Regions from separate parts of the Homo sapiens genome. Here region 2 is linked to region 1. A link is an interaction called in ENCODE POLR2A ChIA-PET data of the cell type or tissue named here. Cell type or tissue: endothelial cell of umbilical vein. All regions are shown on one strand. Each heading gives the region's core, and the rest is flanking DNA. Links, peaks and the distances in the headings are about the cores only.

The links. Peaks named below come from ENCODE experiments on the same cell type or tissue, not always from the same donor. Only the 100,000 strongest peaks of a DNase experiment are listed, where the experiment ranks them.
Region 2: POLR2A ChIA-PET joins it to region 1 with 5 read pairs; 2 of 35 experiments call an interaction of 5 or more read pairs at or near these places.

Annotation. Positions count from the first base shown.
Region 1 is chr2:176,190,844-176,207,071 of GRCh38, forward strand. It overlaps HOXD1 (homeobox D1), which reads left to right. Exons shown (of 2, transcript NM_024501.3): 2 at 1-64. It also overlaps the pseudogene RPLP1P4. Among named protein-coding and RNA genes, the nearest start is that of HAGLR, 10 kb to the left of the region's middle. RefSeq lists an enhancer at 1,427-1,967. In endothelial cell of umbilical vein, for the core only: no CTCF peak of the experiment used is centred there; no DNase peak of the experiment used is centred there.
Region 2 is chr2:176,476,775-176,493,002 of GRCh38, forward strand. No RefSeq gene overlaps it. Among named protein-coding and RNA genes, the nearest start is that of NRAL, 23 kb to the right of the region's middle. In endothelial cell of umbilical vein, for the core only: no CTCF peak of the experiment used is centred there; a DNase peak (open chromatin) is centred at 8,287.

The DNA.
Region 1 (16,228 bases), core at 3,990-11,989:
TAAGTGACATTTAATGTCATAGCATGTAAAGGGTTTTTTTTGTAATAAAAATTATAGAATCTGCTGCTCTCTGCTTTTCTTACACTCTTTAATAATGATTCTCTTTCTTTAAAGTTGATTCAGTTTCCTGTATTTGAATTTTCTTGATTCTGCTATGAGAATTTGTTTATGTTGATAACTTTTTTTTTTTTTTGACACGGAGTCTTGCTCTGTTGCCCAGGCTGGAGTGCAGTGGCACAATTCTGGCTCACCACAACCTCTGCCTCCCAGGTTCAAGTGATTCTCCTGCCTCACCATCCCCAGTAGCTGGGATTACAGGCATGAGCCACCATGCCCAGCTAATTTTTTGTATTTTTTTTAGTAGAGACGGGGTTTCACCATGTTGGCCAGGTTGGACTCGAACTCCTGACCTCAGGTGATCCGCCCACCTCGGCCTCACAAAGTGCTAGAATTACAAACGTGAGCCACCACGCCCAGCCGATAACTTTTAAAAATAATACTTCCTACAGGTTGTGTACACACCCAGCAAGTTATGGGCAATTAGTAGTTTAAGAGAGAAAACTACTCTGCCAAATATCCAAGTAACTATGGAAATACTTTCCTTACCTTGAGTGCCCTAATTTTATGGTAGGTGTGTAGTCTGCACATTTAACTCAAGTGTTAGGTGCCTACTGTGGAATGTTGTAAAGCCAAGGAGACACTTCAGGGAGATCTTGTTCTTTTGTCTCCTGTCCTCACAAAAGGAAGAGGAAAGGTGACCTGAAGACTTTGTTTCTTGGTTAGTGTTCCCTGAGAAAGGCAGCTGCACATCAAAAAGTTCTCAGTGGCTGAATTCCCATTTCCAAAGTCAAGAGTTACAAAGGAGGCTGGGAAAGGCTAGTAGTCACAAATTTCTACTTCCTGTAACCCAGACTGAGTATCTGGCGGAGAGAGAGCACAGACAGTGCCTTTCTGATTTCAAAAATGAAATATTTTCAAATGAATACTTTGGAAGAGGTACAAGCACAAAACTTGAAAGTTGACAAGAGAGTATGTGGTTAAAAAAAACCCCAAAACCTATTCTCTAATCTATTTCACCCAAACTCCCATTTCTCATCCCGGGAGGCATTCATAGTTGACCAGAGTTTATGTAAACTTGCAGAAATATGAGAAAAAGATGCAATATAAAGATACAGAATCAAGTGGATACTTGGGACAGTTTTGGGGAGTACGTCCTTATTTTACAACTATATCTTTAAGTTCTTTCTATAGTTCAACAGAAGGGCTAACGGCCCAAATAATTCAGATAAGAACCTCAGCTCTTTTAGCTAGATTTCTAGATTCCAGTATAATGCTTTAAATCTAATTATTCATAAATCTAAGCAACTGTGAAAGATTACCTTTTTTATAAAGCAGCAATATGATTAGTTCTCTTAGAAAATTGGAGTTACACTGAAGTTCTCATTCTTTGCACCTATAGTTGAATGGAGTTGAAGAAATAAAATGATCAGCTCCAACAAACTCAGCTGATTAGAGGGAAAAGATACTGCTTAAAAAGCAGGTCTGTCAATATTATTCTTGTTTCCCCGGCTGCCCTTTAATAACTTGATGCTAATTGAATCTTGTTTGAAACAACAGCCCCCCTCTGAGCTCTACTGCTATTTGAAAGAACTTGTTAAAGGACTTGTGATCTGCTTGCTTACAGCCACCTCTGGGCTTCCCCTGCAGTGGTCTTTGACATGACAATGTTTCCTTTTTGATAAGCATTTAAATGTACACCTAAACAACAACAACAACAAAATACCAACATGCTGGGTCATTTCCTTAATCTACCACCCTTTTCTCTGAGAAAATAAAGCTTTTCCTTCTGAAGCTAGTACTAGCACTTAGCCCTGATGGATGTCTTCCTTGATGAAGGTGGCTATTATGACATTCGTATAATGCTATTCTATGAATCAGGCCAATATTAGCTATTTTTTGCCCAACCCCAGGGATCTTTAAAAGCTTTCTTAATGCAGATCACTGTACAGCTATATTCAGTATTAGGAAGAGTCCTGGCTGGAGATCGGGATGAACTAGGTGACCTCTGGAGGTCCCTCCCAACAATGAAAATGCTACAATTTAATGACTTCTGCATATTTTATTTTAGACCTATCATTTGAAGGGAGTTAGGCTCTAAGAGAAAGCAAATGTGCTGTCTAGGATTACAGTGATACTGTGTTTATACAGGAAAAGAGGATTTTAGACACTATCAAATACATGTTGTCAGTGGAGGTACCTAGGCAATGTGGATCATTTACAGAGCATTCCTTTTCCTATTATTTTGAGCCTTGTGTTATTTTGAGTCAGATCTCCATGAAGTATGAGGTTACTATGTAAACTGCAACTACTCAAACAATCCCGTTTCTATTTTACAAGATTTCAAACTAAATATGCTAATTTACCCTCCAGTGATCTGTTACAAGGATGAATACACAGTGGACAGTTCTGGCTGTTGTATAATTAACTATTCAATGTTCCTTTGTCTTCACATAATGACCATGTGTCTACTTTTCTGGATCAGGATAATTGGGAGTGAGGAAAAGGAAAGCACTTAATAATATATAAAATTCCCATAAGTTGAGTACTAGCAAATGAAGGCTTTGCTGATATAAAAACCTAAAGCAATGTCACCTAGAGTTTCAAAAGATTAATTGTGTGTGATTTATGCTGCCTCAATCTCAAATATGGTGAGGACCAACACCAGAAAAGGCTGTCTGATTATCGTGTCATCCAAAAAAAACAGAAGCAGGCTCAGGAGAGTTGCATTAGCTCTGAAGTTCTTAATTATTCCTTATGGCCAAAGAAATGATCTATATTTGCTGAATATTGAATTTGAAAACCTCAGGATCTAATCAGTTTCCGAGAGTTGTTTAGTCTGACCACAGACCTCTCAACAAGAAAAATGCCCATTGTTAAAACTTTATTTGTGGTTTTAAAGTAAAACCATAGTGGACATATCTCACGAAGATAAATATCCGTCTAAATAGAAACAAAGATGTTCATGGTTTTTACCTCTATCTAATGTTTTCAAGTCATGAACATGCAACAAATCTGCAAAATAACTCTATTTCAACATCTCATTTGTAATTGCTTATTACGTTGTACTTGTTATTCAGAAATAAAATTTCTATAGAAACTGTTTAACTAGATTCAATAATGAACCAAGAGGATGAAAATCCTAAATATTGGTGTGAAAGGAAGGTCTATTACTTAGCTTGTAAAGATTTCAACATAATCTCTTCTCCTTCTAGAAATCTTACTGATGTATTTTGGAAAGAAGGGCCAAAGAGTAGTCATTTGGACTTGTCATAGCTAATAAACTATTACAAGTTTATTAAAACTGACACTTTTGAGGCATTTCTAGAAGGTGCTGGACTCTTCAGCACACTGAATTCTTAGGGATTTTGTAGAGCCTAAGCTTATACAATTTGGGGAAACCTCTTTAAGGAAAAAAATACAAAATTGTTAATACAAAATTCCCAGGATGTGGAATGGTTCAAGTTAGTGAAGTTTACATTTCACTGGGCTCATAGTAAATTCATATCTGCCCCTTCCTTGAAACCATCACTTTTTCTCCACTGCCATCATTGCCTATGAGATAATAGCAATGATCGCTTTTCTCTAACATCTTAGAGCCAGAGTCACTCTTTCTCTTCAAATGCATCAAATAGTGGATAATGGGGACAAGGGCAGGTTGGCACTCTGTTCTACTCTCTTAGCATCTCAATCTCACTGTGCTCTTCTGGGCTACTGGGTGGCTGACTTTAGCCAGTGGCTTTTCCCATTCTACTGCCTTAGAATGGGAACCCTATCTCATCCTAGAGGTCCCCTTCTGTTGTGTTTTCTTCTCAAAGATATAAACAGAAGAGAAAGATATAGCTGGAGACAATGCAGCCACATTGTTAGCGTCTAAACATTTCCTAGGATGGAACCACTGAGGCTGAAGTAAAGGACCCTGAACAAATAACATTATTATTTTTCTTTTCTTAGAAATGGGATCTTGTTTTGTTGCCCAGGCTGGTCTTGAACTCTTGGGCTTAAGTGACCCTCCTGCCTTAGCCTCCCAAGTAGCTGGGAATATAGGCATGCGCTGTCACACCCAGTAAGAACATTATTCTTTTGCTTTTTTTTGAGATGGAGTCTCGCTCTGCCGCCTAGGCTGGAGTGTACTGGCGCAATCTCAGCTCACTGCAAGCTCTGCCTCCCGGGTTCATGCCATTCTCCTGCCTCAGCCTCCTGAGTAGCTGGGACTACAGGCACCCGCCACCATGCCTGGCTAATTTTTTGTATTTTTAGTAGAGACAGAGTTTCTACCTTGTTAGCCAGGATGGTCTCGATCTCCTGACCTCGTGATCTGCCCACCTCGGCCTCCCAAAGTGCTGGGATTATAGGTGTGAGCCACCGCCCCTGGCCAAGAACATTATTCTTAAGGGAGGAGACCTGGATTTCAGTACCAGTTGTATTTTCTGATTAAAAGGAAAAATAGCTTGCCTGGTCTTAGATTCTCCTATAAAACAAAGTGGGTTGGTCTGGATGATCATTACATTCCCTTATCACCTTAGCATTTCTTCACAATCCTTTACTGTGCTGGTTATTACTGAAGAGTATTTAGTAGTACTGTAGCTCTGTAAGATTAATGTCAATGAGAGGCTGGGATTGAAGTAATTTCTGAGACCTTTAAAAATTATCTGGCTTGGGCCAGGCCCGGTGGCTCACGCCTGTAATCCCAGCACTTTGGGAGGCCGAGGCGGGCAGATCACGAGGTCAGGAAATCGAGACCATCCTAGCTAACACGGTGAAACCCCGTCTCTACTAAAAATATAAAAACAAATTAGCCGGGAGTGGTGGCGGTTACCTGTAGTCCCAGCTACTTGGGAGGCTGAGGCAGGAGAATAGCGTGAACCCAGGAGGAGGAGCTTTCGGTGAGCCGAGATCGCGCCACTGCACTCCAGCCTGGGCGACAGAGCGAGACTCCGTCGCAAAAAAAAAAAAAAAAAAAAAAAAAAAAAAATTATCTGGCTTTAGAATCTGGGTGTATGTGCATATGTATATGTGAACTAGGTAATGTTCCTCATTTGTCTACCTGATGAACTAAAAGCTAACGATGGTGAGAGCCTCCAAAAAGACCACTTTCCTTTGAATAGATAAACTAGATCTTAACAAGAGATTTTTCAAATGGTGTCAGCACTTTCTATTTGGATTCTCAAACTCCTTGTCCTTAATTCCATACTTCAAAGTTGACAACTTTCAGAATAGAGAAGTCATATTGAGTCTTTTCTCTTCCTTTCAGATAAATGGGATTCTGAAGTGAATGCTCCGTTCTGTCGAAGAAAAGAAATATGGATAAACAAATCTCTCCTTCTTTCCATTAGTCAGCAAACTCTATTTCTCCTTCTCCATTGGCTTAGTCTTTATCATTTCTCATTCAGCAATGCAACTGATGCCTTATTGGTCTCCTTGCGTCCAGTCTTCTTCCCAGTCAATCCATTTGAAAGCCCTGCTTTCGTTGTATTGTTCCACTTTGAACTCTCAGTAGCTGCTGGTAGCAAGTAGAAGAAACTCAGATGTTTTTAGCTTGGGATTCAAGGCCCTCAACACCTGTATCCAGCCATCTTTTCCCTGATAATTTCCCACCATTGCCTGACACACAAACTTTACCCCCAGTTAGTGTGGACTGTTTATACTCCCTGCAAGAAACTTATGCTTTCCTGCCTCTGAACCTTTTCTCACATCATTCCTGTCTCATACGTCTACTTTCTCTCTGCCTATCCAAAGTCATCCTTTGTGGCACAGCTCAAACCTCACCACCTCTATAAAACCTTTTTTTTACATCATCCAAATTTAAAGCTGACTCCTCTGAGCTGCTGTAGTATTTATTGTTTGTATTACCTGCTTAAGCACTTAGAATCTCCTGCCATATTATGAGAGGTCTTTTTCTCTTTCTGCCTTTCTTCCCCTATCATTAGTTCCCCTTGCATGGGCATATGTATATTTCATCTATCATTGAGTATTTTATACATAATAGTGGTCCTATACCATTTGCTGAATGTTGAATGTGGATCAAAGCTTACAGTGCTACTCATCAAGTGCTTTCTACCAGGTGAGGAACACTCTGATAACTTACTTGCTAAGTATTCTCTATATTTCATCACTTATAATAGAACACAAGTGATTTTTGACTACACAGTAAAATACAAATAGGAGGCTAGAAAGCTGAAGGAGGGAGAGCTTATAGACTTTCCTCCTTATGCATCTGGTACATTCTTTTGATTAAATCCTTTGTATACCAATAAAGTGTGAATGTTATCTAAAACAATCCCTTTTATTATTTTTATTCTTTCTTTCTTTTTTTTTTTTTTTGTGAAATGGAGTCTTGCTCTGTTGCCCAGGCTGGAATGCAGTGGTGTGATCTTGGCTTACTGCAATCTCCGCCTCCCTGGTTCAAGAAATTCTCCTGCCTCAGCCTCCCGAGTAGCTGGGATTACAGGTGGCCACCACCATGCCCAGCTGATTTTTGAATTTTTAGTAGAGAGGGGGTTTCGCCATGTTGGTCAGGCTGGTCTCGAACTCCTGACCTCAGGTGATCCACCTGCCTCGGCCTCCCAAAGTGCTGGGATTACAGGCATGAGCCACTATGCCCAGCCAATCCCTTTTATTCTTACAGAATGTAATTTATAATGCATTTTGGTTGTTGTTTGAGGCTTTTTAATATATTGTATTTGTTACTTATTATAGTTGTTGGAGTACCTTATGGCAACAGAACTCCTGGAGAAAGATTGACGAAACCAAATGAGGTCTAGCAGAGGGTTTCTAGAGACAATTAAATGTAGTAGTTACCACAGTGAACCTTGGAAGCAGACAGGCTTGGGCACAAATCCCGGGACAGGTGACTCAGTGTCATTCAGCTTTACATTCCTCCCTTAAAAATGGGAATATTAATGTCTCTACTTCACTGACTTGTGAGGAAGAACAGAGATAATACATGTGGATCATTTAGAACAATGTCTAGTGTAACCTTTGCTAATTATTAAGACAGAATGGGTAATGAGCATTGTGATAGGCATTTGGATGGAAAGACAGGGACTGAAGGAGAGAAATACTTACATATATGACAAATATGTACTGAGTTTCCAGGTGCCATGCACAGACAATTACCAATTAGGATTAAAGAGATACTGGGAAGGGAAGAATCATTGCAGTGAATATGGCTGGAGAGAATAAGTAAAGTCTAGGGTTATTCAATACATTTAGCAAAATACTGGTGGTACATAATAACAGAGGAAAGGAAAATGGCAGCTAATGAATGCTTGATGACTGCAATGGCTGGGCACTCACTAAACTAAGCCCCAAGACCTTAGAAGAAGCCCGGGAGAAATAAAGGATGGAAGAGGTGTCAGGCCATTACCCACTGCTTCTAGTTTACTGGCTTATTCTGAGCACAGAAAACTTAAATCCATCACACTTTTGTTCAGTTTTTTTCTATCCAAAAGGACATGTGAATTCACATACATGGCACTTTAGAGGTCAGGTGCCATAAATTAGAATGCAATGATGATTTACATACATTTCCTACACTGTAGCACCTCCCCAGGGTTGAATTTATCATTCTTTAAAATAGAGAGGTTCAGGTTGTGTTCTGTGGACATCAAAGTGAGAAGAGGAGTGATCAACCACATTAACTCCTGTTGCTGCAGAAAGGAAAAATTCTTCCCTCTACCTACTCTGGCAGTGGGGAATTGTGAATTTTCTCAACTGTGCATAAAACTGTAACTATTTCCGGCCGGGCGCGGTGGCTCACGCCTGTAATCCCAGCACTTTGGGAGGCCGAGGCGGGTGGATCACGAGGTCAAGAGATAGAGACTATCCTGGCCAACATGATGAAACCCCGTTTCTACTAAAAATACAAAAAATTAGCTGGGCTTGGTGGCAGGCGCCTGTAGACCCAGCTACTCGGGAGGCTGAGGCAGGAGAAGGGCGTGAACCCGGGAGGCGGAGCTTGCAGTGAGCTGAGATCACGCCACTGCACTCCAGCCTGGGCGACAGAGTGAGACTCCGTCTCAAAAGCAAACAAACAAACAAAAAACGAAAACCAAACAAACAAAAAAACTCTATTGCCATTGTGGGTCTATAAAAACCTACCCTTAAACTGAAAAAAATAAATAAAAACTTGCTGCAAAAAGGACACGTTGTGGTCTAATTAATGGCTGAAGGACAGTTCTATATAAATAGAAATTATTTTTCCTGATTGCTTATGATCTAATTGTCAAAATAGTGTTAGTATTCAATTGCCTGTATGAGTAATTACTCTATCATATGTAAATGTTTACATCTCCTCTTACATCTGAAACTTGAGTCACATTTTGAATATGTGAAGTGTGTTAGCTTCATATAGGGGGAAAAAAACTACTCGCTTATGAAATAATTGTAGGTCGGGCACCGTGGCTCATGTGTGTAATCCCAGCACTTTGGGAGGCCGAGGCGGGCAGATCATCTGAGGTTGGGAGTTCAAGACCAGCCTGACCAAAATGGAGAAACCCCATCTCTACTAAAAATACAAAAATTAGCCGGGTGTGGTGATGCATGCCTGTAATCCCAGCTACTCAGGAGGCTGAGGCAGGAGAATCATTTGAATCTGGGAGGCGGAGGTTGCGGTGAGCTGAGTTCACGCCATTGCACTCCAGCCTGGGCAACAAGAGTGAAACTCCGTCTCAAAAAAAAAAAAAAAAATTGTAGAAAAGGTAGATTCTATGTGAATATATAAAATGAGCTCCAAATGATGAATTAAAACAACAATATTTCTTATTCAGACAAAAATAGCATACTATTTGTCCCTAAAAATCTTAAAAAGATTTAAAATTTAAACTTCCTTGGGTTAACCTGCCAAGAAAGTCCAATAAGCTTCTGTTTTGACTGCAAATAAAAGCACACATACAACCAGAATAATCTATTTTTCTAGCAGCATATGGTTCCTTTGGGAACTTCAGAAACAACTGTGTTTGTATGCTTCAGAATTGTCACATGGGGAAGCTATCTGAGAATTCTCAAGGCCTGTTTTTATTAAAGGTTTGTAATTTGGGGCTTGGCCCTTGATTTTAAAAAATTTACATATTTTAGAGGACAATGTTATCTCAATTGGTTCCATGTAAACACAAACAATTGCAGCTTAGATATTTTAGTACACCAATGAAATGAATGAACTTTGTTCTGAATGAACTAAGAGGAATAAAGGTATTGCTTTATACCTGTCCCTAATTCAACATGTGTCACAATGACAAAGGTAAGCTAGCTGCAATTCATATGTAAATAAAGACTAAAGGTTTCAGATGTTCTATTTCTGCCTCCTTCCAATTTTAGTTATAAAACATAATTATCATTTGGAACTCAAGATGAATAGATTTAGCTTAAAGCTTTCTCAATTAAGATTATGTAGTATTAGAATTGCTTGTTTATTTATTTATTTACTTTTTTTTTTTTAAATTAGAGACAGAGTCTCACTATGTTGCCTAGGCTGGAGTACAGTGGCTATTCACAGGCACAATTATAGATAACTAACTATAGCCTCTAGCTTCTGGGCTCAAGCCATCCTCCTGCCCCAGCCTCCCCAGTAGCTGGGACTACAGGTGTGTGCCACCATGCCCAACTGATTTATTTGTTATATTTTTAATTTTAGGAACACTTTAATAAAGTTCAACAACACATTTGGATTGCTAAAAAAATCCAAACTTGTAAATATTTTTCTCCCATACTTCTAGAGGGCTCTCTTAGTGAAGAAGAAACAGTTATCTGTTAGTTTCATCTGGTTTCTCTCTCTTATTACGTCTAAGTAAATGTAAATTTAATATTTTTATTTAAAAATAGCATGCATAATATGTATCCAGTTTTATAAAATTATTTCTATGTACCAAGTTATTTATGCACCGATCACTCCTAATATCTGAGTGTCTACATAGAGCTGTCAAGAAAGATGTTCACCTAATATTAATGATGGTTACTTCTTTTTTTTTTTAAGTTCAGCTTTTTATTGAACACGTTATAAAAGAGGTTTAGTCAAAAAGACCAAGGCCCATGTCATCATCAGACTCCTTGGATTCTTCTTTCTTTGCTTCCACTTTCTTCTCCTCAGCTGGAGCAGCAGCAGTGGAGGGGGCAGGACGTCCTGCTGGTGCAGCACCAGCTGCTGGAGCAGGTCCACCAGCCCCTACATTGCAGATGAGGCTCCCAATGTTGACGTTGGCCAGGGCCTTTGCAAACAAGCCAGGCCAAAAAGGTTCAACATTTACACCGGCTGCTTTAATGAGGGCATTGATCTTATCCTCCGTGACTGTCACCTCATCGTCGTGCAGAATGAGGGCCGAGTAGATGCAGGCGAGCTTGGAGACGGAGGCCATGGCACGGGCGAGTGTAGGGCAGGCGCTGCCGGACGCGGTGCTAGTCGCAGGATGAAGTGAGGGCCTTACCCCAACGCGGCCTTAGCTTCCTCGGAAGGACCGAGCAGCTTGGCGGCAGCTGAGGGAAGGGGTCGGTTTCTTCTACATAGTAAGATTTTGTTGACATTTTTTTCTTTGTAGTGATTTTCTGTTTTGCTTAAAATTTAAATAATTAAATTCAGAAATAATAAAGTCATTACTTTCAAATATAAGAAAAAGGGCAAAATTCATCTGGTAGCCACAGTCATTGCATTTATTTTTGCCAGTGGAAGGTCCCAGAGGAATTAGATAATGCTTCTCATGTGCCAATTCTTGAATAATTAAATAAAAATGTCTGTGATATACATGGGTGTACACATGAGTCAAATAAATGATAGATAAGGTCTATCATTCATTTCTTCAACAGGGAATTGAGCATTTGAGTGTCACATATGTTCAATTTTCATCCTACCAGTTGGAAACAAGTTCTGAATTGTGTTGATAAAAGTGGAATTCACGATTAGCAAAGTAATAAGAAAAGTATACCTTTAGCTTAAGTAAAATGGAGAATCCAAGAAATGTGGAAAACTATTCTATCATTTTTCTATACTTATAATACAAAATTAAAGAAATGTTAAAAGCAAGTTTATAAAGATATAGGCACACTTTTTAAAGGATGCATATTTTTAGTAAGCTTTGCAGTTTTCTAGGGAGCAACACTAAAATATTCTTTAATTTTTGTTGTAGCAAGATTTATAAAATTTGATAGTGGTCTGTGTAACATACATACAAACACAAGTCTAATTAAGCCTCAAGAAGGTTAGTAAGGGTTAGGTAACCATACTAAGAAAATGCTAGTCCTTCCATTAGTTTTATTTAGAAGTTGGCTTATTTCACTAGCAACTTGATCACTCGGGGTATGCCTGAGAGGACTTAAAACAGATTTTTTTTTTTTCCAGATGGGGTCTCACTCTGTCGCCCAGGCTGGAGTGGAATGGCGTGATCTTGGCTCACTGCAGTCTTAACCTCCCAGGGTGCAGGTGATCCTCTCATCTCAGCCTCCTTCCTGAGTAGCTGGGACTACAGGCGCGCACCACCACACCCAGCTAATTTTTTGTAGAGATGGGGTTTTGCCATGTTGCCCAGGCTGGTCTCCAACTCTTGGAATCAAGCAATACGCCTGCTTCAGACTCCCCAAATGCTAGAATTACAGGTGTAAGCCACTGCACCTGACTGTCAGATATATTCTTTTTCTAATGGTATTAGGTATCTTCATTTGGCTGAAATTATTTAAATCCTTTGGAGGATCTATTACATAGCTGCCATTGTTTTGGCTTGCCCAGTATTCGTTTTCTGTCCCTCTAACGACCTGACACTTTTTCTGTGGGAAAAGGAACAGCTGATTCCCGTGCCCGTGATGGTGATACCTGCCCTGGCGCCTGTGCCAGAATTACATTCCAGGTGTTGCTGTTGCCTCCTGCGTGTGGAGTACCCTCCGAACCTAGTTTCCTAGCCCTCCTAGAGATAACTAAAGTTAATCATTTTTCTTTTTTAAGCTACCTTTAGTGGGTCCAATGTTTGCCACTCAGAACACAGTGTGATGCACTACCCTCAAGGAACTTACAAACTCAGTAGAAAGGAAGATTGGATAAGTCCAAAAATAATATTAAGTGCTTTATTGGCACTTCACATGCTTAGGACTGTGTCCACACAGCACAAAATGAAGCGGCAGGCTGGCAAGCATCCAGTTGCTTTAACAAATTTGGCAATGCATTGAAAACATAGGGCTACAATGTCGATCATAAGATTTCTGGAGAAGGGAACTCCACAACTTCCACTGGTAATTGGCTGCTAGCTGCTTCACAGACTCTGGCAATGGAGAAGTGAAGTCATTCTTTTCCCCCTCCATCTCTTTTGGTTCCTAAGAACTTTCCTTCTCAGCTCAAAGTGGGAATTTTGGACTGAGTGATGACAAAGATCCCAATACTAATTGCTTCTGGCTTAGTTTCATGGTTGGATTAATTTTAATTCCTTCTGTTTCCAAACCCTTCTGTGCTCCACACTGCACTTTGCATACATCTTTATTATAGAACAATTGCTGTTTATTGCAATTACCTGTATCCATGTCTGTCTCCTCCAGGGCAGGAGATATAACATATTCATCTTTCTAGCTCTAGCTTCTCTACCATATTCACTTTTGCTGTGTTGGGTATTATACTCATTTTGCATATTGTAATTACTGAAGAGATTTTTAAAAAAGACTTGTCTGTTTGCCCACTTTGGTCCTGCTAGAAGGTACTCCATCCCATGCTTGGGTTACAGTGATGAAGCAAGAAAGTCTGTCTCTGTCTCTTCTTTTTCTGAGACTCTTCCGGCCACTAACAGCCTCTCTGTACAGGCCTACCAATACTGTCCAGTCAGTAGTAGATTAAGGCAGCTCTAGGTTCTAATTAGCAGTGTTCTATCTTAACCTAGCTGCTTTTAAAACTGTATACAAAGTTTAGTGTACTCTTCTGCATGTATGTTACATTTTACAATCAAAAGAAGTGAAATAATGTACATTTAAAAATATGTCATCTCCTAAATGAGAAAAATGAGGCACAGAGATGTGGCCTGATGGCTGAATGTACAGCCAGGATTGAAGCTACAGTCATCAGAACTTTTGTGTTCCTAATAGCTCTCTGGGTTTCTTGAAGCCAGGAGGAGGGGAGAACATCAGGTTACAATTAAGAATCTCTCGGCTGGGTGCAGTGGCTCACGCCTGTAATCCCAGCACTTTGGGAGGCTGAGGCAGGTGGATCACCTGAGGTCAGGTGTTTGAGACCAGCCTGAACAACATGGTGAAACCCTGTCTCTACTAAAAATACAAAATTAGGTGGGCGTGGTGGAGGGCGCCTGTAATCCCAGCTACTTGGGAGGCTGAGGCAGAAAAATCCTTTGAACCCAGAAGGTGGAGGTTGCCGTGAGCCGAGATCAGGCCATTGCACTCCAGCCTGGGCAACAAGAACGAAACTCCATCTCAAGAATAATAATAATAATAATAATTACTCTGTTGAGGTCTGAGTGATAAAATGTCACCTGACACCAAAAGCACTGCAGTTTATGTCCCCACAGTAGAAAGAAGGGAAGGGCTGCCTGGTGATGGAGGGACAGACTGCCAGTGGGGCCCTTTCCCACTCACCCACACTCTACCAGTCATTTCACCATTTTTTGGTTTTGTTTTAGTAAAGACTCTGGTTAAAGTATACATACTCCTCAAAAGGGGTTATATATTAACCTACTATATTAGTTTTCCATTTCCATGTACAAATTATCTCCAAACTTAGTGGCTTAAACCAACAGGAAGCATTTGTTAAACCTCACAGGTTCTGTGGGTCAAGAATTCTGGAGTGGCTTCACTGGGTGATTCTGGCTTAGGATCTTTCAGAAGGTTACAGCCAAATGTCAGCTGGGCTGCAATTTGACTGGGCCTAAAGGATTCACTTCCAACGTGGTTCGCTTATGGCTGGCAGGTCAGTTCTCTCCATTTGAGTCTCTCTGTGGGGCTGCTTGAGTATCCTTGCAACATGGCTACTGGCTTCCTTCAAAACAAGCAATCTAAAAACCCAAGGTAAATGTTGCAATGCCTTTATGACCTAGCCTCTGAACTTGTATGCTATCACTTTGGAATGTTCTAGCAGTCACACAGGTCAGCTCTGATTTAGTGTGGAAGCGTCTGGACAAGGACCTGAAGATCTAGGATTGAGGATCACTAGGGGCCATCTGGGAGGCTGGCGACCACACCCACCTTTAGCTCCAATTTTAATTTCAAGTTAGCTCAGAAACAGGAGAAACATGGGGGTGGACTGAGGTATGGAGGGAGACTTTAAAGTGGCCCCATTGGGAGTGATAGACCCAAAAGCAAGCTTTATCAGCCTTTCCTTGCCCTAAAGGCAGCTTGAATCAGGAAGAAACAGCCTTTGAAGGAAGTTACAGACCTCAGAACACACCCTTGCCTAAAAAGTATAGATAATATGATTCTTCCTTTAAGGAAATTGGGTACAGCTGTGAAACTCTTGACAAATTTCATGATAATCACTGTTATCTGACTGGGCAGCAGTTTTAGTGGCTGCTGCCTCTACCAAGTTGCAGTGTACAATAGCAATGTGGTCTCCTCGTGACTTACTGTCTCTGTCTTCAGAATGTATTGAACAATATTAATTCATTGGTGGTTGTTTTGAAAAACAGGTTTGTCATTACAAATATGATATAGGTTGGGTGTGATGGCTCATGCCTATTATGTAATTCCAGCACTCTGGGAGGCTGATGCAGGAGGATGGCTTCAGCCCAGGAGTTCAAAACCAGCCTGGTCAACAAAGTGAGACCCTGTCTCTACAAAATATTAGAAAATTAGCCAGGTGTGGTGGTGTGTGCCTGTAATCCCTACTCAGGAGGCAGTGGCAGGAGGATCCCTTGAGCCCAGGAGGCTGAGGCTGCAGTGCACTGTGATTGCCTCACAGCACTCCAGTATGGGCAATAGAGGGAGACCGTGTCTAAATAAAGAAAGAAAGAAAAGAAAATAGAATAAAAACAAATATACAGTATACTTATTTCCATGTTCTATTTTGCTTTAAAATGTTTATTAGTATGTTTAAAAGCTGGTGTAAGATCCTCATAGATGCATTAATCAACACGTTCACTTGCTCATTTTTCTTTTAATTTTAGTTTTCAAAAATACCCAAAGGCTACATCCATTACAAGGTAATGGACTGCAAAATCTTATTTAATTGCAGTGAACATATTCACTGAAATTACAGAAAAGGAAAAATATGTAATTCAGTACTTCTATCAATTTAAAAGAATCAAAATAACCTCTGGTAATGAGCAAGAGAGTGATTCTCCATGCTCTCCCTCTCCATCTCTTCCTTCCTTCTCTCCTCACTGTAGCTTTGTGGATTTTAAGAAAGCAGGAGACCCTGGGCCAGAGCATCTTTTGTACTCAGAAGGCCCTGGAGACCTGTGGTTGAAAACTCCTGGGAGATGGATGTATCTAACACTCTCCTAGCTTGATTTTGATACAGGGCTTTAGAGTGACTCACCAATAGCAATTTCTAGAGCCTTCTGCAAACTGAGAATGCTTAGCCGCTTAATTGTGCCAGGGGATCCTTGGGCCATGAGCAGTTGCACTGTCTATGAGTTATTCTGTTGTGTTCTCTATTCATTTCTAAGGTGGCGTGAACCTTTTTTGAGGTGACTAACTATGGCCTTACTCAAACCAATGGTCTTATTTATGATTCGTGAATTGTCTTATTTTAATAAAATATTTTCCCAGGAATTTACAAGTAATAATTAAAAATAGATAAATCATACAAATTCAGGAATACTTTGTACACTCCAAATTTTCTAGCAGATCCTGATATCATTACAGATACAACTATATTTAATTCAATCTAAGAGGGTTACTTCAAACTGAATTTTCCTGCTGTCTACTTCTGGTTCCTCAGGGATCCTATAAAAAATCCAAGGAAATTCCTTGCTGATTGCAGAGATATTAGACTGCAACATATGGTCCACACATGTCATTAGTATTCCTCTAAAGAAAAATGCAAAGGATTATATTTAGAATACCGGGTATGTGTTCAGTGGTTTGAGGTGACCCAGGAGATTATTATATTCTTCTTGTGGAATTTTCTGTAGTTAAAAGATGAATCCAGAATTCTGACTGTCTGGTTTGGACACGAGTCTATCTGTAAGTTTTTGCAGGTGGGAGGCCTGCCAAATTTTCATTATTGGGTGGTGTCTTAAAATCTATTCATCCTCCT
Region 2 (16,228 bases), core at 4,504-12,503, 290 kb after region 1:
GCTGGGTACTTTGTCACAATTCACTTGTTAGTCTTCACCTAAGTGGTTTTATCTCTGTGTTTAGCATTTCGCCTGTATTGTCTCCCACCCTTGGCCCACCTCTTACTCTACCTGCTGCTATTGTAATTAGCTTTATGTGGCCAAATTTGACAGCACCTCACCTCAGCTACACCATGGACCTCTTGCTTCCTGTCCCAAGGCCCCTCTGACATCAAGGCTGAGAGAGATGCCTGTGGAACCCATTCACATACGCAACCTGGAAGTGCAGGAAGGTAAAGTTTCACAGGCAGCCCTTGATCAGTGGAAATAAGAGCTGGCGGAGAAATGCTTCCTCTTCGGTGTCCCTAGGCAGGTAATTCTGAGGCACATTCTTTTTTTGAGATGGTCTCGCTAAGATGCCTAGGCTGGAATGCAGTGGCGTAATCTCAGCTCACTGCAACCTCTGCCTCCTGGGTTCAAGTGATTCTCCTGCCTCAGCCTCCCGAATAGCTGGGATTACAGGCATGCACCATCACACCCAGCTAATTTTTGTATCTTTAGTAGAGAGGGTTTCACCATGTTGGCCAGGTTGGTTTCAAACTCCTGATCTCAGCTGACCCACCCACCTTGGCCTCCCAATGTGCTGGGATTACAGGCATGAACCACTGCGCCACTGTGCCTGCCTGGCCTCTGAGGCACATTCTATACAGTGTCTCAGAAGCTCCTGGAGGCTTGAGCTCCATCACTCACAGCATTGACTGGACAACACACCCTTCTCTGGGCTTTCCCCTCTTTCCTCTTTTATTGTCCACAGTGTCTCATTTCCATTTCCTGGGTTTGCCTCTCAACCAGATGTAACCCACTGTCTTAGACTGCTTGGAAGTGGCAGCACAGTTGAAGGGTAGAAGGGAGCCAGGCTCAGAACCCCATGCTTAGTACCCTCAAGTCATGAGAACACCAGGACTACATCTTGGAGCCAAATAACATGTTTGCAAACAAAATATACACAAGGAGCAGTTTGGGAGAAGCAAAATCATCAGCATGGCTGGTTGAACACCTTCTGTGAAAAGATTTGTTTTCGTTAGATATTCTAAATGTTACCTTCCAGCTTCAATAGGTCAATCCGTTTCTTTCTTCTATGGACACAGGGACCATGTTTTTCAGGAACAAATGACCCTGAGCTGAGAATCCTTGTGGGGCAATCTGCTGCATTATTCCCTGATAAATGGCCTTTACCATAAAGATGTCATGGATTGCCACAAAGAATATTCTAAAAAAGGAATATTTCTCATTATGAAAAATCCTGTGAAGACAGTTATCACAGTTTTGCTATGAACTGTCATAGCAAACAGTTGTTTTCTAGTTGATACAACATTATTTTGTGAAGTCTTTTATTTATTATTAAAATGAGAATTCCATTAATTTCAGTCTTGTGTTTCTAAAACGTAATATTTTCTCATAGGGATCAGGAATCAGGCAAACATCTTTCATTTTTGTCTAAGATGGTTTTGGGTAGACAAAAAGTGAAATGGATTCCATCTCTCACAAGTACAAAGCTGCCTTATTATTGGAGTCCCTCCATTATGCATTGTGCAGAGGAGCAAAAGTAATCATAACATGAAAATCTTTACTAATGTTATTTATTCATTTATTCACTTAAAATTCATTTATTCACTTAAAAATCTCTCCCCTAGTTAACACAAAATTTGCCATTTACTTTAACAAAATAGTATAAGTCTGCAAAGTGAAGCTGTAAATCTTACAAAAGATGTGGGATTGGTAAAGTTGATAAAAGTGATGTTGACAATTGTTTGAATCATATGCAAAGCTATAGAAAGATAGGTGCAGCAAACCACCATGGCACACTTTTACCTATGTAACCTGCATATCCTGCACATGTAACCCAGAACTAAAAATTAAAATTTAAATTAAAAAAGAAATTAAAGAATCAGTAAAATAAACAATAAGTAAAAGAGAAAAAAATGATAAACTAGAAGTTCTTCATAAATGTTTAAAAATCAAATGATTAAGAGGGCCCTTGAGAAAATACTAAAGTCCTAAAATATTACTATTTTTATGATAGGGATATCATGATGTGGTATTATACTATCATAAAATTTGGTAGAAAAGTTATGTGAAGAAATCTACTTGTTTCATTTTTGGTTCTAAAGAGTAATTTATAGTTGCAATTATAGCCCACACTTTAAAATATATGATAATGTAAACCTCTTTTGGTAATTTTTAGGTTTTTTCTTTTTTTCAAAGTGACGTTCCATTCAAACGTTACTCTCAGGCTCAAACTATTTATGCTGAATTTTTAGTTCTTGCTGTAAATGAATTCACTCAAAGAAGCTCTTGCCCATTATAAATTGTCCTGTATATGAAATCACAGAATCATGAATCAAGGCATTTTAGAACTTGGAAAACATTTTCAGGAAGCCATCTGCCTTTGTATGCCCACTTTGCAGTTGAACATTTTAGAAATTGGATGATACAGCTGACTGTCAGGGATATGGCAGGTAGGGGGAAAAGATAAGATTCTAAGTCTTATGATTCCCAACAGTTATCCCTACACTATGCTTATGCAATTTTGCCCAAATCATCAAAATTCTTTGCATCTGAGAACTCAAGAATTATACTTGATACATGGTCATACCTATAAAGTTTTTGGAGAAGATTGAGAAAAGGTGCCATTCAAAATTTAAATATAGTTACATAATTCTTGATTACTTGGGTCTCTGGATTCGAATGGAAGTACAGATAATTGAAAAAAAAACCTCGAATGCTTAAAAATATTTTAGCTCTGTTCTGTTTTATAATGTATGACATTCTCAAAATTACATTATATTTTTACTCTGAAGGTTTTAAAATGGTTTTTGGCCAAAAGTATTAAAATTCTGACCTAATAATCTAAAAACAGTAGATAATTCAGAAAGTATTTATATTAAGCTTTGTAAAACCTTATAGAATATTCTGGTAGTGAATTTATCTTTTCTAAATATATCTTGAGAAATGTGTAAAATTAGTTTGTCTTTCCTCTGAGCACAAATCACTAGTAGTGGGTGGTAGAAGAAGTCAGTTTTGAATTAAAAATTTGTCTTAGATAATCCACTGAGCCAAGAATATGCATTTAGATGTTACAGAGTTGCTCGTATTTCAATTTTTTAAGGCATTAAGAAAATACTCAAAATTGAGAGAGATGTTTTTGGATCATTAAAACTACTTAGTATCAATAAGAAATACAAATAAAAAAAACTCACCTTATTACTTATTGCATTATACTTGATTCCCTCCCATGTCCCCCTCTTGAAATTACAGCTGGTTAACAGATGGCAGACACTAAGATTGCACAAAGAAGCAGTCACACGCACACATGCATCCTCTTAATGAGGCCCCCACTTCTTAGGGTGTCCAGTGAAGACTACTGGCTGAGAAAGACCCAATTGGCAGTCTTCTGTCAGAGCTAATGTGGAAAGGGGAGGGTTTGGGGATACATTAACTCTGTATGTGTGTCCCACAAGACCAGTGGCTAAGTCACATGTTCAAAGTTCTAACATAGTGGAGCCTTCTCTGAATGTTCTGTGTTGTTGTTGTGTTTTTTTTTTTGTTTTTTTTTTTTGTTTTGTTTTGTTCTGAGACACGGTCTTACTCTGTCACCCAGGCTGGGGTGCAGTGGCGTGATCGTGGCTCAATGTAGCCTCGGTCTTCCAGGTCCAGGGGATCCTCCTACCTCAGCCTCCAAGTAGCTAGGACTACAGGCGCATACCACCACACCCAGCTAATTTTTGTATTTTTTTTTTTTTTTTTTTTGTAGAGACAAGGTTTTGCCACATTGCCTAGGCTGGTCTTGAACTCAGAGCTCAAGCGGTCCACCCACCTCGGCCTCCTGAAGTGTTGGGATTACAGGTGCGAGCCATTGCGCCAGGACTGAATGTCTATATTCTTGAAGGAGACCTTCTGGGGCATGTTGAGTAGGGAAGTGACAAGACCAAGTTGAAAAGACTGTTCTTGCTGCAGTGAGGAGAGTGAACTTTTTAATGGCTGTGCAGAGGAAGGTTGGGGGTGCGTGGGGGTGGATGGCTACTGAGGCAAGAGGGGAAGCATGGAGACTCATAGCTGGCTCTTGTGGTGGTTCAGATGAGGGATGATACAGCTTGATCTAGAGAAGTGCCCAGATTCCAGAAAAAGTAGAGTTGAATCAACAGGACATGGTGATTAATTGGCAGTATGAGCGCAAGAGAGAGAGAGGTCTCAAGGAAAGCTCCCAGGTTCCTGGCTTAAACATCTGGTTGGGTAAAGCCATTCATAAAAATGCGGGAAATTCAAATAGGTGGAAGTTGGTAGGAGACAATCAAGAAGTCCATGTTGGACATGTTAAGTGTGAGATATCAGTAAAATATTCAGGTGGAAATGCCAGGGAGACCACCTGGAGCTCAGAGGCGAAGTATAGAGAGAGTGCTGGAGACTTCTGTTTTAGGACGTTTTATGTCTTTCAAAGCACTTATATTAATTTAATCTCAGTCACATAACAATCTCTTTATGAGCTCAGCAGAGGAGATATTGTTATCCTACATTTCACAGGTGAAAATTGAAACAAAAAGACATTCAGAGACTTTGCCAAGTTCACATCCCCTGATCCAAGGACATCCTATGGGATATGGTAATGTGATCTTGTTCTTCCATCTCAAAGTCTTACTGATTGGTTTAGTCTGATTTGAGACTTGCTTTCTAGTTTTCTACAAGTGGATCAAGAAGCAGGGTTTTTCCTCTTTAAAGAGCATCCCAGATTCCATAAGTATTAAAGGGCCACAAGTCAACTTTATTGCTGTCTCTTGTCTCTTGAGGTCCAATGAAGAAAGAAAAGGGATTATTTTCAGCTCAAAAAGAGTTCAAGGCCACCCATGGTTCCCATCAACCCTGACAGAGTAGGTACTGCAGAAATGATGGCAAAGGTACAGCCTATGGTTCTGCAGAAAACTGTTGTGTGTGTGTGTGTGTATGTGTGCACGCCTAGTGCATGGAGGGACAGTGCTATCATCCGTTGGGTCCCAGCAGGAACAACAGTAGACCTGTAGATTAAGAGTTTGTTCTGTTGCCTCAGGCAGTTGGTCTTCAGGCTCTCACTCTTGCGGGGCATCTGGGTGTCATCCTAACTTATCACGAGTGTCTGGGCATCCAGGAGTTCAACTACCTAGACATAAAACCCGTCAGTTCTTTTAAAACATCCAGCTAAAAGTCAGTCACATTTCAAACCTATCTTTGGAGGCTGTAAGAACCCCTTATTATAACCAAGATGCAATAGGCTTAAATTTTTGAGGGAAAAACCTGGTGACCAGACAGTCTTAAGAAAAAGTGGGGTTTGCTTAGGGAACTCGATGCCCCAGGGATGTACATGTCTCAGAAACCAGGGCCAACTTCAGGTTCCTTTGCTCCTTTTCTCTAGCCAAGGTTCGTCTAGCTTTAAACATATTTTTCTCTGTGCATATTTGAACACTCCCTTGTCCTTTCAGCTCCAACATACTTTTTTTCTCCTTTCATTAACTTGACATTAAACATGTCTTCCCTCAGCTGCTACACAGACTCTATTTTCAGTAGGAGAAGGTGAACATTGCTGCACTTTGGGTTCAACTAACATCTTGAACTATTTTTCAGATGTTGTGCGTAAACCCAAACCCTAAATAACTTTAGCTGAATACTTTCCCTTTATTTTTTATAGCCTCAATATGTATATAAAGGGAAATATATCCCACATGGTTCTGATTTTATTTATTCCCAATTCCTCAAGAGGTTATTTTCTGAGACATGGTGGAAGTTCCAGAAGCTTCATGAACATTTTTTCTCCCTCAGCAAAACCCATCTTTCTCAAGCTTAGAAGACCCCCGATCAGTAACTTCGTCATCAAAGTTTTCTTCTGAACTATGTAAACTGCAGGAATTAGGTCCAAAGAGTGTCTCCACAGTTGTCTTCCAGTCTTCAATTTCCTAGATCTTCCTAAGTCTATGTATTTAGGGCATTAGAAATGTACATACCTTGAGATTTTCTTTCAACTTGATCTTTCTGGTTTCAATCAACCCACAAAGATGTACTTAGCATCTCCAGTAGGTCCAGCCAGTGCTGGAGAGAGGTCCTTGGGGGTTGTAGAATATAAAAGTAATTTTGAACAAAATGCCTTTCACTTGGGCCAGTAGAGTGAGGGTGTCTGTGGCCTGTTAGGAATACAGGGCTAGAAAGAAGGTAGGAGAACAGGTGGGCAGTTTAGAAGTCATGAGACCGAATGTGCTCCCAGAGGAGTCAGAATCAAAAGGGAAAGAGAAGGTTGCAGGGAAAGTAAGGAGGCACCAAGGGTTGGGAAGGAAGGTCTGAGATGAAGCCTGGGAGAGCATCCAGCGCTCTGTAGGATGAGAGCAGGTGTCCTTGTCCCCTGAATCCGCGTGTCTGTGTCTCGTGATGCATCTTACAACAGATTATTGTTGCAACAGGAAGGGTTTGCTGATGGAAATCATTTTTCACATACCAGTTTATTTTCATACTGAAGGAAAAAGCCGGTAGAGAAATTTTCTCAGAACTCACATCCTCATGGGTCACTTGGCACTTGGGACAGACACTGTGAAAAAGTGACAGGAACTAGTTTTTTCTTAAAAAAGATATTCCTAAAAGAATAAACAAACTCAAGCAAAACCACTAGATCCACTAAGGACCCAAACACTATTTAAAAATGCCCAAACACTTAAGCTGGGGGAACAGAGGAAATTCCAGGGAACAACTGAAAGAAGAGGAGAAGCACTTAAAAATAGGTGGGGTTCATTTCCTCAGTGCACGAAGTTTTCTCCAACCCTTGCCTCAAGGCTTCGTGTTTCTGGTATTAATAATTCACAGGAAAAGGTAATGAAGTAACCCTAGTCTGGTCCGGAATGGAAATGATTTAGAGCTTTAATGAAGGACGTACCTTACCAGGGAGTTTTCTCCATAGCCGTGTTATGCATCTCCTAACACGCTCTCCTGGGTTTGTTCTGACTCAAGTATGGTTTCATTGATGATATAGAACAGTTTAATGTTTGGCAAAAGAATTACCACCTCGAGCTTGGGACAGCTGACTATAGATCAATTCTGCTTCCACAGCCAATTTCTGTTGGGCATGATTATCTGAAGGCAGCTCTTGGCTCGTGTATACGATTAGCATGGTTAAATGAAGATTTAATGACCCAGGATTCAGCTGTTTAGTTTTCAGTATACCTACATCTTCCAACTAATCATTCTGACACACCCTTCCTTAAAGGGAGCAGTACATCTGGGACTCATTTTCGTAGACACAATCAGGGGCTTGAGCACCAAAGATGGTACCATTCTACAGGAAGTGACTCAGAGTCCGATGAGAGTGAGTGTGTAGGAGTTATTGCTACCTGTCCCCAGAACAGCGAACATGGACTCAGCACCGTTATGAAAGGTCTGTATTTCTCAGCCCTCGTCCTGGTCCCTTGTGGTAGAATGAAGGAACTAAGACCATACCAACCTGTCCAAACCAAGAAAGTAATTTCACATCAGAAAGAGATTAACTCTCTCAACCCTCCGTGTTCAGCTTGCTGGTTATTATTTCACGACCCATCCTCTGCTTTTGACTCCTGATATTCAGAGAAGGCCCTCCTCTGAAGTGAACAAAGCCTCTCCTTCGTAGAGGGTGCCTGCTTTCTCCTGTACCTCCCCAGCAATGATGCATCCCTGTGAAAGCAAATTGAGATGCCTGCTCTCCCTCCCTCCCTCTCCTGAGGCTTATGGTTGCACAGTGGCTGTGGCTGGCTCCACTGTGGAGCTGCTGGGGTCTCTGTAATGTTATTTGACTTATACATATTTTATTATGTTTGGCTGTTGGTGATATTTAGATTAAAATGATTTCCAGATTATAATAAGGGCTGCACTCCATTAAAGGAGAGCAGTTAGATCACTGACCATGTTAAAATCCTCAAAATTGGGGACTGTATATCAAGACACCTAGGAAAAGGGTTTCAAAAGTTGGAATGGGGGTAACATGGGAAACTCCACAACCCATATGTAGCATTTTTGGCTTAAAGGAACTGCTGAACCTTGAAAAAGATTTATACCACATTTATTATGATGCGACAACATCACCAAGGATATAAACCAGTCACTGGCACTCTCTCAAAGAACACATCATTGTAACTCGTTATAACAATACTGCTGTGATATGTGCTTGTAATATTTATAAAGGCTAAGCTATGAAAACAGTACATGCCAACTGTCAGCAGTGATGTATCATTTAAAACAAAAGAGAGTGTACACAACATAATGGTTTAAATGAACTCCATAAAAATGCATTGTTCTGCTGAAGCAGTTTGGCCGTGTGGACCTCCAGTGTCATGCACTGCTTTCCAGGATTTTCTGTGGCTTGGCCTCTGGGAGCTCTTTCTAGCTCCCTTTGCTGTTTTCAGAAATCCTGCAGTGTTCTTGGCAACCTGGCTGGACTCTGTATCTGGTTACTTAGTTCCTAGCAGAGTACCTTGCTAAGAATGCTTGTAATCTATATAGGTAGGCTGATTGGAGTTTTTTTTTTTTTTTTTTTTTAAGACAAGGCCTTACTCTGTCACCCAGGCTTGAGTGCAGAGGCGTGATCATGGCTCACTGCAGCCTCAACCTCCCAGGCTCAAGTGATCCTACCACCTTAGCCTCCCGAGTAGCTGCAGCTACAGGCATGCACCATCACACCTGGCTATTTTTTTTTCTATTTTTTGTAGAGATGGGGGTCTTGCCATGTTGCCCAGGCTGGTGATTTGATTTTTATATGGGTGTGGGACACTTGATGGCCAGTGAGAGGGTGAGGCAAATGGGTTTTACTTCCTTATAAAAAGAAAGGTGATTAAGGGGGCAATCAGGTGGCCTGGCTGATAATTTAGCTCTAACTTTGGGTATGTTCTGTGAAGATGCTCGTGGAGCTTTTCTGAAACCAGCAAGATGTGATTAACCAACACTACCCCAGTGAGACAGATGCTGGGCAGGTGAAACCACAGCAGCACCCACCAGAGTGGGAAAGAGAAGGAACATTTGATAGTCAACTCAAGAAATAACTCAGTGACTTCTGAGGAGTGGGCAAGATGTTCAGTTCATACATTACTTTAGTAAAAAGCCAAGATGGCAGGTAAAATCCCTCCCATCAGTGCAGGATGGAGAGAGGAAGATAGGGAGAGTAAAAGGGAGAAGGAAAGGAATTCTCTTACAGAGATGGCTCTGTAAAGTATGAGCTCTGAACACGCAGACACAGGACATTTTGTAATTAGTGGATCAGCAATGACACACAGAAGGCAATGGTCCCTTATTAAAGGAAGAAGGTAAACAAGACACATTCTCTTTGACCAGTCTTTGTTAAGGGTTCCAAACTTATTTGGAGGGAATTAATAGACCACTGGGAAAATCTGGCTGAGTATGTTTGGAGCTTTACAGGCATTTACATGTAAGTGTAAATGATCTATTTAGCAAGCTGTGTATTTTTTATGCTATAGTATAGGATTACTTGTCTCAAATAATCCTTTATTCTTTTTGATGTCCTTAGAAGTCTTGAATCAAAACAACTTCTGGTATTTTGAAGAAGTGATACCTAAATTATCTAGGGTCAACAGACAACATTTACAGTCAAAAAACTTTGCCCAACTTTTTTAAAATCTTATTTATTTTATTATACTTTAAGTTCTGGGGTACATGTGCAGAATGTGCAGGTTTGTTATATGGGTATACACGTGCCATGGTCGTTTGCTGCACCTATCAACCTGTCATCTACATTAGGTATTTCTCCTAATGCTATCCCTCCCTTAGCCCCTCACCCACCGACAGGCCCTGGTGTGTGATGTACCCCTCCCTGTGTCCATGTGTTCTCATTATTCACCTCCCACTTATGAGTGAGAACATGTGGTGTTTGGTTTTCTGTGCTTGTGTTAGTTTGCTGAGAATGATGGTTTCTAGCTTCATCCATGTCCCCGCAAAGGACATGAACTCATTGTTTTTTATGGCTGCATAGTATTCCATGATGTATATGTGCCACATTTTCTTAATCCAGTCTATCACTGATGGGCATGTGGGTTGGTTCCAAGTCTTTGCTATTGTGAACAGTGCCGCAATAAACTTACGTGTGCATGTGTCTTTATAGTAGAATGATTTATAATCCTTTGCGTATATACCCAGTAATGGGATGGCTGGGTCAAATGGTATTTCTGGTTCTAGATGCTTGAGGAATTGCCACACTATCTTCCACAATGGTCAAACTAATTTACACTCCCACCAACAGTGTAAAAGTGTTCCTATTTCTCGACATGCTCTCCAGCATCTGTTGTTTCCTGACTTTTTAATGATTGCCATTCTAACTGGTGTGAGATGGTATCTCATTGTGGTTTTATTTGGATTTCTCTAATGACCAGTGATGATAAGCTTTTTATCATATGTTTGTTGGCCGCAAGAATTTCTTTTGATAAGTGTCTGTTCATATCCTTTGCCCACTTTTTGATGAGGTTGGTTGTTTTTTTCTTGTAAATTTAAGTTCTTTGTAGCTTCTGGATATTAGCCCTTTGTCAGATGAATAGATTGCAAAAATTTTCTCCCATTCTGTAGGTTGCCTGTTTACTCTGATGATTGTTTCTTTTGCTGTGCAGAAGCTCTTTAGTTTAATTAGATCCCATTTGTCAATTTTGGCTTTTGTTCCCATTGCTTTTGGTGTTTTAGTCATGAAGTCTTTCCTCATGCCTATGTCCTGAATGGTATTGCCTAGGTTTTCTTGTAGGGTTTTTATGGTTTTAGGTCTTGTGTTTAAGTCTTTAATCCATCTTGAGTTAATTTTTGTATAAGGTGTAAGGAAGGGGTCCAGTTTCAGTTTTCTGCATATGGCTAGGCAGTTTTCCCAACACCATTTATTAAATAGGGAATCCTTTCCCCATTGCTTGTTTGTGTCAGGTTTGTCAAAGATCAGATGGTTGTAGATGTGTGGTGTTATTTCTGAGGGCTCTGTTCTGTTCCATTGGCCTGTATATCTGTTTTGGTACAAATACCATGCTGTTTTGGTTACTGCAGCCTTGTAGTATAGTTTGAAGTCAGGTAGCATGATGCCTCCAGCTTTGTTCTTTTTGCTTAGGATTGTCTTGGCTATGCAGGCTCTCTTTTTGGTTCCATATGAAATTTTAAGTAGTTTTTCCAATTCTGTGAAGAAAGTCAATGGTAGCTTGATGGGGATAGCATTGAATCTATAAATTACTTTAGGCAGTATGACCATTTTCACAATATTGATTCTTCCTATCTGTGAGCATGGAAATAAAACTTTGTCCATCTTTATCACTCTTATAGAATGACACCTACAAAGTCATTCCTCCTCTGTAGTGCCAGTCACACAATTGAGAGCAAATGCACCTAGAAGGGCAGTGAGGAAAGGGGATGAGAATGGGGGAAAAGCCAAAGAGTGGGGCCACAAGGCCCAGGCCATTAAATGGGGGCTGTGGTTGGTATGAGAAGATGGGGGCAGGAGGATGGTAACCACAGCAGAGAGGTGGCAGACCTAGGGGATTGGGAGGCTCAGAGAACACATTTCACAGATTGTTCTGGGAGGCTTAACTATGGTGATAGCCCTCCTGGCTGATCAGAATGTAATAACTTGGTAACTTCTAGTTTCAGGAAGGTATCATTCCACCGCAGAATTCCTACAGAAATTCCCACTCTCACCAGAGGGCTCATCAGGGAAGGAAGCTGGGATCTGTGCTTTGAGAACTCTTCAAGTTAAGATGTTGTCTGGGAATGTCCATGTCCCTCTGGAGAAAAAGGGCCCTGTTTCTCACGAAGCAATCATTCCTGGAGGCTGACTTGCTTTATCCATGCTCTATCAATCTGCCACCTTTTGGGAGAACTAAATCTAGTCCAAACATTTTTATAATGCTATTTGATAGTTTGAAACTGAGTCATATTTTATCAAACCTCCATTGTCATAGTTCCAACAGAGAGGTTGAAGAGCTGCCCTCTAAACACGAAGTTTTAAAAAACAATCTGTGTTCCTCATTAGCCACAGACTTTAAATTTTACTGTTGGAAACTTCTCAACTTAGAAAAATGTTAGGTGAAACAGCCTTAAATGTGGGCTTTCTCACGACTGTTAATATTTGATGTGCATACTGAGAAATACTCTTGCTACAGAGTTGGATTTGTGTCTCTGTTGTCCTCAAACCCCAAAACTTAAAGAACAATGAGAAGAAGACAAAGTGTGAACAAAAGATTTAGATGCTCTGAAAATCAGCTATACTTTATCAGGGTTTGGTACTGAAAACCCAGATTCTAAAGTCCGGGTGATGAAGCCTTTTCTGCATGCAGGATAATGGTTTCTGAATAGCAAATCGTCTCATACATAGGTCTCCCTGGTTGATTTCTGCATGGGTCTCAGAGATGACACGGCTTTCTCACTAAGGAGCATTCATTATTTTAGATGTGCCCTCATTTAGCAGTAAATCATCAACAGTAGAAGTGCAAAATTTGGAAATGGAGATTCAGCTGGAGAAAATGCTATGTTACTTCTCTCCTTTTGGAAATATTTTATGTCCTTCATCCCATCACTGCATTATACATTTAAATAAGGAATTCTCCTGTGTAAATTCCTGAACAGACACTACAACTTTATTTGTAATTTTGAAATTGGAAGATACCTTAATCCACCCTTCAACTTTACACATGAGAAAAACAAGACCAGCAGGAGACCAAGTGACTTACTCATGCTCATATGAAATAAATTGTTTAATTTAGGGGTTAACTCAACTTCTAAAGTGAAATAAAATGAACCAACCAAGCACCTGCTTTGTTTCCTATTGTGCACTGAGTGAAGGTTAAAATTCGAAGTTTAAACCTGAGCAGCAGCCCCTCTACTGCCCTCCCCAAACCTCCACTTCCAGACTAAGGGAAACTGGTCAGAAAATGTTCTTAAGAGCTTTCATTCATAGGATTGCATTCAGGCTTTTCCTTTTTGTGGCAATCAACAGTTATAATCAGCAAGTGGGTCACTGCTGGCCCTGATTACAGACAGGAACAGGCTTTATAAGTGTATGGTAACACCAGGCAGGCAGGACTGGCTGAGGTGGAACAGAAAAAGGAGCAACGGGAGGAGAAAGGTGCCATGGCCCCAGAACCTTGCTCTGAATTGTCAGCTGGAAAAGAACAGTGCCTGGGTGCAGTCACTCTTCCTTGAGCCTAAGATCATAGCTTTTCTTCTGGGATAGCCTGGCACTCCACAGACAAGCTGGTGATTCTGAGGGAAGTTTTGGTTCCTTTCTCTTGGAAAGAAGCCCCCTGAGCAGACTGTGAACGTATTTTGCGTGTTAATTATACCTATAGGACCTATTCGGTCTTCTATTGAAATTCGTGGTTTACTCTCTCTTCTCCAGCAGTCCACAGGCACCCAGCTGCAGAGTTCTCCCGAAGGACGACCTGTGTGTGCCTCCTCCAGGGCACGTCTGTGGCCAACCGGGCGCTCAGGAGCCTGTGGGGTGGAGTCCTTCTCCGTCCTCTTTGGCCCTCCCTCTGACACTCTCCGCAACCTTTGTTTTGGATTTTCCTCCCTGTAAGCTGTCGCTGTTTCCCGTGTCTCTGTCGCCATTCCCTCGGTGGCCGGTGCGCAGGGGATACCAACGCAGCCGTTGCCTGGGGACTGGGCCTTGTGCGGGGCCGGTGCTGCGGGCTGAGAGCGAGGCGGGCAGCCCCAACAGTGCGAGGACCGGCTGGAAAGGTTGAAGGAGACTCAGATTGCCAACGGGGCGGCTACTCTTGCTGCAAAGGGAACGAGGACCCGGGCTCTCCCGGCCTCACAGCTGCTCCCCTCCTGGGGATTGGCCCAGGCCTGCACGGCCTGAGCTGCAGACTGCCTGGAGCAGCTTCCGCCGATGGCCGGGACACGGCCTGCCCCTCCCCACAGCGGCGCTTCTGTCCACAGCAGCCGCCCAGCGCAGGCTCCCCCAAGGTTCCCCGGCAACCCCCACTACAATGCAGCGCTGTGGCCTGCGGCGGAGGCAGGAGGCCCGGTGGCGGGTGTTCTCTCTGGCCTGAGCTCTCAGATGGCGCCCATTTTGATGTGCTTGTCATTGTCAGAAAGGCCATTCACAAGCCGAGATACTTTCCTCAACGAGACAAAAACACAAGCGATGCTTGCCTTCCCTCCACTCGGAGGGCCAGGAGGGGTTCAGCGTTCTCACCTCTATCGCTGAGATTGGACACTAATAAGGGAGGATGACTGTCAGTTATTTGTTCCAGCTGGAAGCAGGGGTACAAAAACAAAATCACCTCTTAAAGTTTTTTTCTAGAACTGTATATGAATCTATTGGATTTGGGAACATATCCCATTTGTCCAAGCAAACGTGATAGCCACATACACACAAAGAACCCGAGAGATCATAAATAAAAAACCAAAACTCAAAAGCAACCGCTCAAATAAAATCTGCCCAATATCCCCGAAACTGCTGACCACTTTTATAATCTCCAATGCGGAGTGTTTCTCATGACTAGCAAAGGGAGGGCTTAGGGACGATGATTCAGAAATTGGCCTGAGCCAAATGTGGGTGTCAGTCTCTGGTGATATTTGATGCGCCTCAAGTAACCACAGGCAGAGGAGGAACAGAGCCTTCAAATGAGTTCTGGCTTGTGAAAATGACTCAACTTGTTTGGGGGGTGAACTTGAAAGTGTGCAGCCCAGATGTCAACTTTAAGATCTACTCTGCCTGACACAGCTGTGGTCTTCAAGTTGCCTTGGGATTGGGTGGAGCCACACCCACAGCTGCAGCCGAGCTGTGCTATTTGCAACTCCCCCAGGGCCAACTGCTGTGAAAAGAACAGTTTATTACAAAAAATAAAACAAAATGCCAGCTCATCTTTACAGTTTCACGGTCTGCCTTGGGGAAAGGAAAAGGAGTTTTAGTTTTCACCCCTTGTGCACCAAGTGTGCTGTCTGGGGCCCGTTTTGGAAAGATCTGGAAAATTCTCTACTGTGCTGTTGACTCACTGTCTGACCATGGGCCTGCCATTTAACTTGGCCAGCCACTGCTTCTCTGTTTGGGAAATGGAGAGAATGGCATTTGCCATCTACCACATGGTGATGTATAGAGTGCTTTGGCAACGAAGGTAGATCTGAATGAAATCTGTGATGCGTTATAATCATTTTCTTCAAACAAAGATAACTTCAATCATTGTTTCAAACAAAGATAACTGAGTTTGGGAAAATTGTTTGTCCTGACAGCCTTAAGAAGCTCATTCAAGTTGATTCAAGGGCAGGCTTTAAAAGAAAACAGTGTGTCTGAAAGACTATGAAATTGGAATATTGAGGCAAATATTAAAAGTTTTCCTACTCTAAATACAACACAGACAAAAGACAACAAAAATATCTTGTTATCAAATGAAACATCAAATTACTAGACTAAAGATAAAAAGTGCTTTCCCCATAATATTCAGCAGATAGGCTAAATGCTACTTATTTAGTGTTAGAAAAACAGACCCCTTGTCTATTATTTCTCAGTGCTTAATATATTGAGTTTGATCCTTTGAGCCTAGAAAAATGAGTTTGCACTATATATGTGTGTGTGTGTGTGTGTGTGTGTGTGTGTATGTGTATATATATATTAGAACCCAGCCTGTGAGTGGGTACGATAGTGTTTCTGTGGTACTTAAGCATCTGAAAGAAACATGAACTACATTGATCAACCAAATGTTTTGTCTACACAATACCAAGCATTAAGATATTTCACTTATATGTGGATTCTTGGTGTCATATAGATGAAACGCTTCAGAAGATAATTGAGATTTTTCCTTTTTGTTAAAATATTTATCATATATAGAAACAGTTGAAGTCTTCAAAGTTCAGAGGGAAGAAACAGAAGGACATAGAAGCAAATAAAAACAAGGATGGGGACACTGCTAGCTTTTATGGTGACACTGTCCTCTGGGTGCACAAGCAGAGGACACATTCGTATGAAGAAGAAAGCACCACTTCCTGATTACAGCAACTTCATGCCAAAGGCATGTGACTTGGCCATTGGAACATGGACTAAATTTTATCCTCCATTCTTTCCTCAGCTTGGAGCCTTTGTGCAGTGCACTAACCATACAACTGTACATACTGGCCCTGAAAAGCCACTGAAAGGAATAGGAGAAATGTTCAATAATAAGGTAGAAGTAGATGTGAAGAAGAGAGATAGAGGCTTGTCTTTGCTCACAGGCCTCCTCAGTGAATGTTCACAATCCAG